2 separate regions of the Homo sapiens genome follow, and region 1 is linked to region 2. Evidence: chromatin contacts called from ENCODE Hi-C data. All regions are on one chromosome and are shown on one strand. Each heading gives the region's core, a stretch centred on a gene start or an enhancer-like site at or near the end of the contact. The rest is flanking DNA. Distances are from core to core; before and after follow the strand shown. Region 1 holds the start of RAP1B (RAP1B, member of RAS oncogene family). Region 2 holds the start of HELB (DNA helicase B).

Region 1 (5,510 bases), core at 1,236-3,735, 2.3 Mb after region 2:
CACACATGACCAGTGCAAATTGCCAGTGGAATATCCTGGAGAAGAAGTCAAGGAAATAAATAGGAAAGAGGCTCAAACTGAAAAGTGAGTTCAGTGTTAAGAGATGCAGATTATGGTATTCTCTGCATAGTGATAACAGTTTAATACAAATAACAATGATTTCCAGTCTAATAAGAGAAACTGTGTTTTTAATTAAATAGATTATTTTACACGTTCTCTCAAACTCTAAAAATTCTAGCTTCAATTTTCTAAAACCAATTTCTTTCTGGAAAAAAAAAATCAATTGCCCAAAGGACAAAGAGTTTTTCTAAAAAAAGAAAGAAAGAAAAAGCACAGTGTTCCCAGGTAACACTTCTGTGAGCTCAAAGTTTCAGACTTTCAGTTATCAAATTTTTATGCAATAACTGAAAAGTTAGTAAAGTCAAATTTATTTGTAATTCACTCATTCATTGAGAAGTTACAGTAATTCCAACGGACTGCTCTGAAATTTGCCTTTGAAACTTTTATTTAAAAAGGTTTTCTAAAGAATGGATGTTAAGTGTTCTCATAAAAAAATGCTAACTCAAGGCCAGGCGCGGTGGCTCACGCATGTAATCCCAGCACTTCGGGAGGCCCAGGCGGGCGGATCACCTGAGGTCGGGAGTTCCAGACCAGCCTGACCAACATGGAGAAACCCCGTCTCTACTAAAAATACAAAATTAGCCGGGCGTGGTGGCGCATGCCTGTAATCCCAGCTAGTCGGGAGGCTGAGGCAGGAGAATCGCTTGAACCCGAGGGTGGGAGGTGGGGGCGGAGGTTGCAGTGAGCCGAGATCACGCCATTGCCTTCCAGCCTGGGCAACAAGAGCGAAACTCTGTCTCAAAAAAGAAAAAAAAAATGCTAACTCAGCCGGCGCGGTGAGTCACGCCTGTAATCCCAGCACTTTGGGGGGCCCAGGCGAGCGCATCACCTGAGGTCAGGAATTCGAGACCAGCCTGGCCAACATGGCGAAATCCCCTTTCTACTAAAAATTAGCTGGGCGTGGTGGCACGCGCCCGTCATCCCAGCTACTCGGGAGGCTGAGACAGGAGAATCTCTTGAACCTGAGAAGCAGAAATTCCAGTGAGCCGAGATCATGCCACTGCACTCTAGCCTGGGTGACAGAGCAAGACTCTCAAAAAAAAAGGTAACTCTGTGAGGTAATGTAACAATGTATACATTACTTCAAACGATCATGTTGTATACACAATAAATGCAGACAATAAACAATTTTTAAAAAGATATTTTTCTAAGGAAATAGAAATTATCGAAATAGGTAATCTACTCAATTAACCTAAATTGTAAAACATTATAAAACACAGAGAACTGTTATAATTCATTCTCATCTATTCATTTAACTTAGGTTAGCTTAGTTTTCAATCACTACATATTCTTAAACGGAGTGAAATTAGTCACATTCCATTTATCTTCCAAATTTATCAACGTTTATTAAGATTTATTTCAAGAATAATTTGTACAGGGCCTAATTAAATTATGAACCAAGAAAGTTAGTCTTAAATGACCCCTCAATCCCTTTTCCCTGCACTTTGCTCTCTTAATCTCCTCGCCCATCAAAACTGCTTCAAGAAAAAGTTCTGATAAATTTCTTGTACTAAGGGTAAGTAAGAATGGTAAATTCCCGTGTTAAGTTCCCGCCCTTTTTGGAACGAGGCATTTTGGAACAGAAAGTGTTTTCTGGTGCCCTGAAGTCACACGATAAACCTACTTGCCTATGGGTAATCCTGTGAAGTGAATAAAGCGTCCAGGACATGCATTTAAATACGCAATTTATTTTAGTTATATAAATGGCGTTGGTTTAGGTGCAGGGTACAAACTTATTTAGAAATCATCGATTTGTTAACTGCGTTTGGCATGGGAATTTGGAAAGAGTTCGCCCGGGTTAAGACACCAATGGATAAAACACTTGTCAATCCAGGAGAAAAGGCATCTCAAGAATGGAAAGACTTGCTGGCCCAGGCTCCCTCGGGGAGCTCTAGGTGTAGAAAATGCGCGCTCTCCGTTACTTCTCGGTTACTTTGCCCAGCACAAAGGACGACGCGAATACCAACAGACTGGACGAGTCGGTGACTACAGTTTGCATTAAGAGGCGGCGCCTTTTGGGTTTCGGAGGGTTCCACTGGAACCCACGAGGGTCAGGAACACCGACGCGCGGATTCCGCCCACCAGACAGCCTGGGGAAGCGAGCCTGAAGGCGCGGCGCAGCTAGAGAGAAGAACCTCGGCAGACATGCCGCCCAGAGGCAGCTAAGGGGCCCGTGGGCAGGGCCTGCGCTCCGGCTGCGATGCAGGCCGGCTAGAGGCCGGCGCCGAGGACCCGGCGCGCGGCGGCCCCGCCCCCTCGGCTCCCCTCGCCCCGCCCCCTAGGCCCGCCCCTTCCCGGGCCGCGCACCCGCGCGCCCCGCCCGCGGGCGGAAGCTGGAGCGAGGCTGAACGCCTGACGTCAAGGCGACATCGCCAAACCTCGCCCAGATTCAGGCGTGTAAACCAGCCGGAGCGGCGCGGCAGCGGCAGGACCGCCGTGGCGCCTAGAGTAGCGACCCGGGGGGAGCGCGGGGCGACGCTGGCTGCAGGGACCCGGTGACAGCGTGAGAGGTTCGCAGAGTGAGTGCGTGGCCGCTGAGGGAAGCCGCGGCGGCGGCCGCGCGGGGCCGGGCGCCGGCTGAGGGGAGCGGGTGGGGTGCGGCGAGGCGCGGGCCGGGCGCGGCGGTCAGGGGCCCCGGCGGCGGCAGCCCCTCGGCGCGCGGCAGGTGGCGCGAGGGCCAGGCGCCGGGCCCGCGAGCGCGCTGCCTTGCGGGCCGGCGAGGAGGAGCAGCCGCCGCCGCCGCGGGAGAACAGCGCGCTTTGCGGAAGGGGTCAAATGTCTGAAATATGGCGGAGGAAGTGAGAGCCCGAGGACCCCCCCACCCGCCCGCTCTCTTCAGCCCGCGTCCGCCGCAGCTTCTCCCGCCGCCCTCCTTTCCCCGCCGGCTCCCCCGAAGACTCGCTCCCCGCCCCGAGCCCCCTCGCTTGTCGCCTGGGTTCCCTCCGTGGTATGGGTGGAAGTTAGAACGGAAACCAGAAAGTTGTCCTTTGCGAAGACCTAGCTTCTCCCAGCCCCGAGCTAGGGCGAGGAGCCTTCGGGGGAAACCACTCCCAGGCGCCCCGCGGGCTTGAGCCTGACAGCGAAAAAGTTTGCCTGAAACGGGGCTTGCTTGCTCCATTTGTTGCGGGAAGTGGCAGGAGGAAGGCAGCGGAGAGAGCCCCACTTAGTCTGGCAGCAGCCACCGTGTAGAGAAAAACTGTTAAAGGGGCCTTTCCCTTCGTCAGCAAGAGGAAATCTCTTTCTCTTAGAGGGAGAGAAAATCCAGGAAGTTTGTCCTCTTCTCTTTTTCGCCATCTCGAGGTGTCTAATCCTAAAACTATCAGCGCCATGAATTTTATTTAAAACTACGCCCAGTGAACCGGGCTCTCCGGATTTTTCTTCTGAAAAACACTGATGTCTTTTGGAGAAAAGATCATTTTTGCAAGTTAAAGCAGATGGTTTCCTTCCCCTTCGCTTTCCCCCCTCTCCCACTCTCTTTAATAGTTTAGAAAAACATTTTGGCCCTGTAACTTCTGATTGGTATGAATAGAAGCAGTTCTGTGTTGCAGTAAGGGGAAATCACATTTTTACGGGGTAGAAAGTTGACACTAAATGAAGATTGTGATTTTAGTATTTTAAAATTAATTCCGTCTAATTGGATTTTGGTTTTGCAGGCAGCATCTCATATATGTCGAGTACTTAACAATTTAAAGCTCTGACTTGTAAATTTATTTTTCAGCTCTCTTTTTTCGTAATTAGAATACTGTTTGGACTTGCTCAACAAGACCTTATCTTAACAAAAAGTAACTTATAGAAAAGGGAGACATTCATTTAACTTCAAGCCCATATTATTCTTAAAAGCTGACTCTTGAAATAGTATTTATTGAGTCATAGTGGAGTCATGGGACTTTTTAAGGGCCGGAAGGGACTATTTAGATCATCCAGTCCCACCCTGTCATTTTATGGAGGAGGAAACTGAGGCCTAGATAAGATAACCAGTTAGTGGGTCCACTGACCTTTAGGACAGTAGTCTATCCGTAAGAGACAACATGGAGAAAGAAATACAACGTTTTTATAGTGAATTATCATCTTACAAAGAATATTCTTCCCATATCGCACTTTTAAAAAGTGGGTACCTTAGTCAAATAGGAGAAAAAACCACTTGAGTAGTTTCATCCTCAGGTTTTAGGTGAGGAAACTGATACTCAGATTAAATAACTTTAAGCACACAGAGCCTGAATGATAGTCTTATTTGAGCTCATCTGTGCTTTTAATGTGTACTACGTTAGGTGTTTTCACTTGCATTTCCTTTAGTCTTATTTGAGCTCATCTGTGCTTTTAATGTGTACTACGTTAGGTGTTTTCACTTGCATTTCCTTGTTTGACGTTGACAATAAATCGTGAAGCTGCCTTATCTAAGGAAGTCCTAAAGTAAATCATTGGAACACATGTAGCCAGTTTGTTGTTTTTAATATGCCAGGTATCAAAATATAACTGAAGAACCAATGCTAAACTGACTTAATTTTAAAATGTTGTATGGGGCATGAAAATGATTGCTCTGGCTGGGCGTGGTGGTTTACGCCTGTAATCCCAGCACTTTGGGAGGCCGAGCCGAGGAAGGCGGATCATTTGAGGTGAAGAGTTCGAGAACAGCCTGGGCAACATGGTGAAACCCCGTCTTTACTAAAAATACAAAACATAGCCGGGTGTAGTGGCACGCGCCTGCAATCCCAGCTATTCGGGAGGCTGAGGCACGAGAATATGAACCTGGGAGGTTCACATTGAATGAACCAGCTTGAACCTGGGAGGCGGAGGGTGCAGTGAGCCGAGACTGCACTACTGTACTGCAGCCTGGGTGACAGAGCTAGACCTGTCTTAAAAAAAAAAAAAAAAAAAGGAGATAAGAAAATGATTGCTCTGCTCTCTTTTACATTCTCCCCTCACCCACGACCGCGTGAAAGTCATCTCTCTTACCTTCTATGACACGCATTACTTCCTGCCTCCTGTTACCATTTTATATTATTTATTCCATTGAATTGTGAACTCCAACCACAAGATATATATTGTTTTGTATGCCTTAACGCACTGGCATGGTGCCTTGCAATAGACATTCAACACCAGTTAAATGTAAGTACCATGAGGGTAGGGACTTAATCCATTTCATTCTTCACAGTAATCTTCCTAGCGCGTTGCCTGGGCACAGTGTAGCGCGTTGCCTGGGCACAGTGTAATGGTTAGCGTTTGAATTTAGGGATTAATGGTAATGAACATTCAAAGAGAGGATATTTGAAGAGAACAGTGTAATCCTTTAAAAAGAAACATTTACATATTGGCTTTGGAATCCCTTTTACTTGACAAATTAATTTTCGTTTTATCCTCAATCCTTTTCAGAATTCCAATATTTTCTCTTA
Region 2 (5,928 bases), core at 1,283-3,782:
TACATCTTGCTTTCTCTAATTTAAAACAGTATCTTGGAAACTACTCCCTACCAATTTGTGGCAATCTTTCTTTCTTTTTATAAAAAAAATAGCTGAAGAATACTCCATTGTGTGGATGTACTACAGTTTATTTCATTAGTCTCTTGCTGTTCAACATCTCTGCTATTTCCAATAATTTGCTATTACAAAAATCACACAGTAGATAACCTATGTCTATGTTGTTTTTTGTTTTGGGAAGTGTAGCTTCAGGGTAGATCCAGGTATCTCAATTTTAGAACACATCCCAAGTGATTTTGATGCACAGCCAGATTTGAGTACCACTGCTTACTATGTATGGTAAAGATGGTATCCAGAAAGCCAGAATTGTTAACTTTTTTTTTAAAAGAATGAGAAAACAATAGGTAAAGAAGTAAGATTCTTATCATCCTAAATTCCTATCTACACTATCCAATAAAATGCAATTGAACTATATGAATAGAAGCTGAACATATAGTGACCAGGTGCAATGGCTCACGCCTGTAATCCCAGCACTTTGGGAGGCCGAGGCCGGCAGATTACTTGAGTTCAGGAGTTCGACACCAGTCTGGACACCATGGCGAAACCCTGTTTCTACAAAAAATTGCAAAAAATTAGCCGGGCTTAGTGGTGTGAGCCTGTGGTCCCAGCTACTTGAGAGGCTGATATGGGACGATCACTTGAGCCTGCTGGGAGGTCAAGGCCTCAGTGAGCTGAGATGGTGCCACTATAGACCTGTACCAAAAAAAAAAAAAAAAAAAAGGGAGGAGGAGTTGAACACCTGTGCTGTGTAGTGGCTCACATCTGTAATCCTAGCACCTTGGTAGACTGAGGCAGGAGGATCACTTGACTTTAGGAGTTCAAGACCAGCTTGAGCAACACAATGAGACCTTGTCCCCCCACCCCCCAAAAAAAAAGAGAGAAAGAAAAAAAAGTTTAACATCTAGAGATCTAGAGTTGATTCTTGTGCCCAAGTCATCATGTTGGTAACAAGAATATCCCATGTATATACTCATAAGTGACCCAGATTTGGGAAGCCAATGATAAGTTGCAGTTTAGATATGCTGAGTCTTAAGTAGCCAAGGGGCATCCAGTAGTGACTGACAGTGTTTAGGCAGTTGTTTGTATGGTTTGGAGATCAGATTAGGCTGAGTCATTAGCATGTAGGTGAAGGATGATTGAGGAAAGGATTATAGAGCAAGAAGATGCTTGGGATGGAGCCTTGGGGAATAACAGTACTTACAGGCAAGCAGAGGGGTCCAAGACTGTAAATAGCCAGAAAGGAGAAAAATCTGAGAAGGCAAGCTGCAAAAGCCCCGGCAGCAGAATGCTACAAGAAGAAAATACTTATCAGTATCAAATACTGCTGAGAGGTCAGGTAAAACAAAGGCTGAAAAGTATCCACTGGTTTTTGAAACGAAGAGGACAGTAAGTGTGACATTTGTCAGAGGAGATTCAATGTTGTGGTGGAAACAGTAGCCATGTGAATGTCAAAGGAATTCAACCTCATATAGCCAATCCTTGGAAACACTGGTGTTTTGTCAGCTGCAACAGTATTTCTTTTAAAAGCAACAAAAGTGGGCATTTTTCAATTGGTACCCAAAGGAAAAGAAATCAATTTTTATATTTTCTCCTATACATTTTTCTTAAATATTTGGTGCTAGTTGTCGTTTATATATATTTAAATATAGCATCAGGTGCTTTTGGATTTAGTAAATAGTGTGTGTTTAGTTATTTCAGGAATAATCCCAAAATAAACAGTATCAATACAGTAATGTAGTAATATATTTATGGTATTTCTTAAATAGTACCAAGACTTTCAAGTACCATCCTCATCAAGTAAGAGAATCATAGCCCCATAATAGTTTTTAAAACCACGTTCCTTTCTCTTCTATTTCCCTTCTCCTATTCCTGTCTATACTCTGGGCTGCAAAGAGACACTTTTGCCCCACTGTCAGCAGGTAGCAGCCCAGCTTAAATAAGTTTGGGAGACCAGGGTGTACTCACAGAGGAAAGGATAAAAATAACTTTGAATGTTATCTAATCCAGTGGTGTCCAAACCTAGCTGAGCATCAAAATGGACAGCCCGGAATGTACATTAAAAAGACAGAATTCTAGGTCCCTGCCCTAGATCCGATTCCAGAAGGGCATCTGCTATACTTTCGTTTTGGGAAGGTTGGGGTGGGGGTTGCTTTTCCAGGTTCTTCAAGCTCAGCAGAAGTGGACTTTCTCCCCGTTCTCTCTCCGCAGGAGATGCCGTGCACTGGCGGTTCTGCAGGTGCCACGCCTGTCACTCCCCAGCGCTGATTTCGTCCCAGCACCTTCCTGATAATCACCGCCCAGCACCAGGCTCCAAAAGGAGCGGAAGCCCCGCCCATCTCCCAGCCCCTCGCTCTCCCTTCCCCGCCCCTAACCCGCCTTGCCCCGCCCCTTCCACATGCCCTCCCCTCGGCAATTCCTGGAAACTTGGGGCGGAGCTTCGCTGCCTTTCAGGTTTTATGTACGCTGGCGGCCGCCAGGCCGTTCCCGGAAGTTGATGGCCTTACAGTCGTAGAACTGATTGGCTGATCATGACCATGCAGTTAGCCAGGGTTTTCCCGAGTTGTTTGGGTTGAGTTCAGGAGAAGCATGGCCAGGTCGAGTCCGTACCTGCGCCAACTTCAGGGACCTCTGCTCCCACCCAGGGATCTGGTGGAGGAGGACGACGACTACCTAAACGACGACGTGGAGGAGGATGAAGAGTCCGTGTTCATCGACGCCGAGGAGCTCTGCAGTGGGGGCGTAAAGGCTGGCAGCCTCCCCGGGTGCCTCCGCGGTGAGGAAGGCGTCTGCCCGGGGGATGGGGTTGGAGGGTCCAAAGTAGCGCTTCCCATTCTGGCTTTGCCCTGAGCAAGGCACCCAGTCGTGCTAACAGATTTAGCTTATCAGTGGTCTAGCTGCTTCATCCTACCAAGGGTAAAATTATGACTATAATAATAGCAGTGACTTTAACTGGACACATACTATGTGGTTTTTTTTTTTTTTTCTTTTTTTGAGCAGCAGCAAGATTTATTGCAAAGAGCGAAAGAACAAAGCTTCTACAGTGTGGAAGGGGACCCGAGCGGGTTGCCCTTTTTTTTTTTTTTTTTTTTTAAAATTATTCTCATTTTAATGGTCGTCCTTTAATTTAATGTACCTTTAATGTAAGGTAGTTTTACGCTTAAGGAAACAGTGGATGTTGAGTCTCTATTTCCACCCAGAATCGGAACTTTTATTTTTCCTTCTGACCACTTATCCTCAAGTTCTATAGAATGAGAACTTGTAATTATTATCCTATATTGCCTGGAGTCAAATACGTGGTTCTTCCTCAGCTTCTTGGAAAAACAAAACAGTCCGGGCGCGGTGGCTCACGCACTTTGGGAGGCCGAGGCAGGTGGATCACTTGAGGTCAGGAGTTCGAGACCAGCCTGACCAACATGGTGAAACCTGTCTCTAGTAAAACAACAACAACAACAACAAAACTACAAAATTAGCCGGGCGTGATGTCGCACACCTGTAATCCTAGCTACTTGGGAGGCCGAGGCAGGAGAATTGCTTGAACCCAGGAGGTGGGGGTTGCAGTGAGCTGAGATCACACCATTGCACTCCGGCCTGGGCAACAAGAATGAAACTCCATCTCAAAAAACGAAAAGGAAAGAAAAGAAAAAGAAAAACGAAACACAAGGAACACCTCAGTGCACAGATGATTGTTAATTGGTGTTAGTAACCTTGTGGTTCGGGTAAACCTTGTATAAGTAGTTTCCTGTGCTATGAGGTAGTTTCCTGTGCTATAAGTTATACCTGTTATGTATACTTTGTGACTGAGACTTAAAATATTTTAATGTGCCGACCGGTGCTGTTCAGTAGAACTTTCCATGATCATGGCAGTGTTTTATATCTGCACTGTCTGGTATAATAGCCACTAGCCATATGTAGCTGTTTAGAACTTGAAATCCAGCTAGTGTAACTGAGGAGAGAAATTTTAAGTTTTATTACATTTTAATTTAAATAGCCACGTGGGTGGACAGCGCAGATTTAGGCAGAAAAGTTTCAAGTATTTGTGGAGGGCTTAGTCGTCATTCTAAAGTATCATCAACTGGCTAGCATGTTTGGTGCTGGGAAAACCTAGAGAAATAAAATAACAAGGTTGCAGTCTTAATGAAGCTTACCCTCTAGTGTATTAAACAAACATTCTTTAATCACAGAAGTAACTATAATGTTACTAAATGCTTAGAAGGAATGCTAAATAGTGCTTTGAGAGGTTTTATACATGAGATTCAGGGAAGACTTTTCTAAGTAAGTGATAGTTAAGCTGAGGTCTGTAGTAAATGTAGTAAACAGTAAAGGGGAGATCAGTTAAGGCAGATGGAATAACTTGAGTGAAGGGCCATGGCATTTTAAAGAAACTGCATGAAGGCCAGTATTGGCTGAAGTCAAGAGTAGCAGAGAGGGGACTGATTTTAGAAGAGGAACAGCAGACACCTGCTGTGTACTGTGCTTGCGTTTTGGAATACAAAGACAAACGAAACAGTGTCCTGTTTTAGTATTTACAGTGTAGTGGAGGGAGACAGAAAAAGAGGTAGGCAGAATGCAGTGTTACAGGCACCCTACCAGACATCTTTAGAGAGTGCTGTAGGGAGATTAAAGATAGTGGTAAGTTTGATGAAACTTTGAGGAAACGGTTTCTAAATAATCTCCAGAGTTAACTTTTGTGGGTTTTTGTTTGTTTTTTTTTAGTTTCTATTTGTGATGAAAACACACAAGAGACATGTAAAGTGTTTGGACGTTTTCCGATAACAGGTGCTTGGTGGAGAGTGAAGGTACAAGTAAAGCCTGTGGTGGGATCAAGGAGCTATCAATATCAAGTTCAAGGATTTCCGTCTTACTTTTTGCAGTCTGATATGTCACCACCAAATCAAAAACATATCTGTGCTCTCTTTCTTAAAGAGTGTGAGGTCTCCAGTGATGATGTTAATAAATTTTTAACATGGGTAAAGGAGGTATCAAACTACAAAAACCTAAACTTTGAAAATCTTAGGGAAACACTAAGAACTTTCCACAAGGAAACTGGAAGGAAAGATCAAAAGCAGCCTACACAGAATGGTCAGGAAGAGTTGTTCCTAGACAATGAGATGAGTCTTCCTCTGGAAAACACAAGTAAGTGTGATTTTTATCATCAACTTTCAGTGTAATTGACATACTTAATAACTACAGTGTTTAAAATGTTACCACTAGCATAGTATTCTTTTTAAAAATCCATTTGGTGAAAAATGTGTTTATGTTGCTTTTGGAGTATGCCATTGACATTTCAGGTTTCTCATCTGTAGCATGAAGGGATTATATGAGCTGATCTTTAAAATCTTCCAGTTCCTTTCCACCTCTAAAACTGTGATTTTAATCTCTCTTTCTAACTTTTGTATTCACAGCGATTACCTTGAATCATTAATAAAAAAAAATTCAGTTGCTGGCCAGGTGTGGTAGCTGCTCACGTCTGTAATCCCACTTTGGGAGACTGAGGCAGGAGGATCACTTGAGCGCAGGAGATCGAGACTAGCCTGAGCAATGTAGTGAGACCTTGTCTCTACAAAAAATTTTTTAAAAATTAGCCAGGTGTGGTGATATATACCTGTAGTCCCAGCTACTTGGGAGGATGAGGCAGGAGGATCACTTGAGCCTAGGAAATGGAGGCTGCAGTGAGCCATGATTGCACCACTGTACTCCAGCCTAGGTGAGAGTGAGACACCGTCTCAGTTAAAAAAAAAAAAAAATCAGTTGTAAATGATTCTGTTTAAAGAGGTAGAGAAGAACGACAAGGATGTGAATAATACATTTAGGAAATACTTCAGTCCAAAATGGTTTCAAGTAATTTTTAATATGATTTGTTATCTGGATATT

Evidence for each region. Hi-C counts contacts between places; a loop is a spot of excess contacts on that map. Pooled maps may share reads with other maps.
Region 1: a loop to region 2 is called in a map of naive thymus-derived CD4-positive, alpha-beta T cell, with 10 times the contacts of the local background. The contact joins the promoter of RAP1B here to the promoter of HELB in region 2. A Hi-C loop is called at or near these places in 1 of 168 maps with a recorded cell type or tissue (naive thymus-derived CD4-positive, alpha-beta T cell), 2 of 37 single-sample maps with no recorded cell type and 7 of 50 pooled maps.

What each region holds. Positions count from the first base shown.
Region 1 is chr12:68,608,414-68,613,923 of GRCh38, forward strand. RAP1B (RAP1B, member of RAS oncogene family) reads left to right here and starts at 2,486. Exons shown (of 8, transcript NM_001010942.3): 1 at 2,486-2,630. RefSeq lists a silencer at 2,343-2,802.
Region 2 is chr12:66,299,961-66,305,888 of GRCh38, forward strand. HELB (DNA helicase B) reads left to right here and starts at 2,533. Exons shown (of 13, transcript NM_001370285.1): 1 at 2,533-2,830; 2 at 4,771-5,190. The coding sequence starts at 2,644. RefSeq lists enhancers at 2,603-2,652, 2,713-2,792, 3,424-3,523, 3,554-3,863.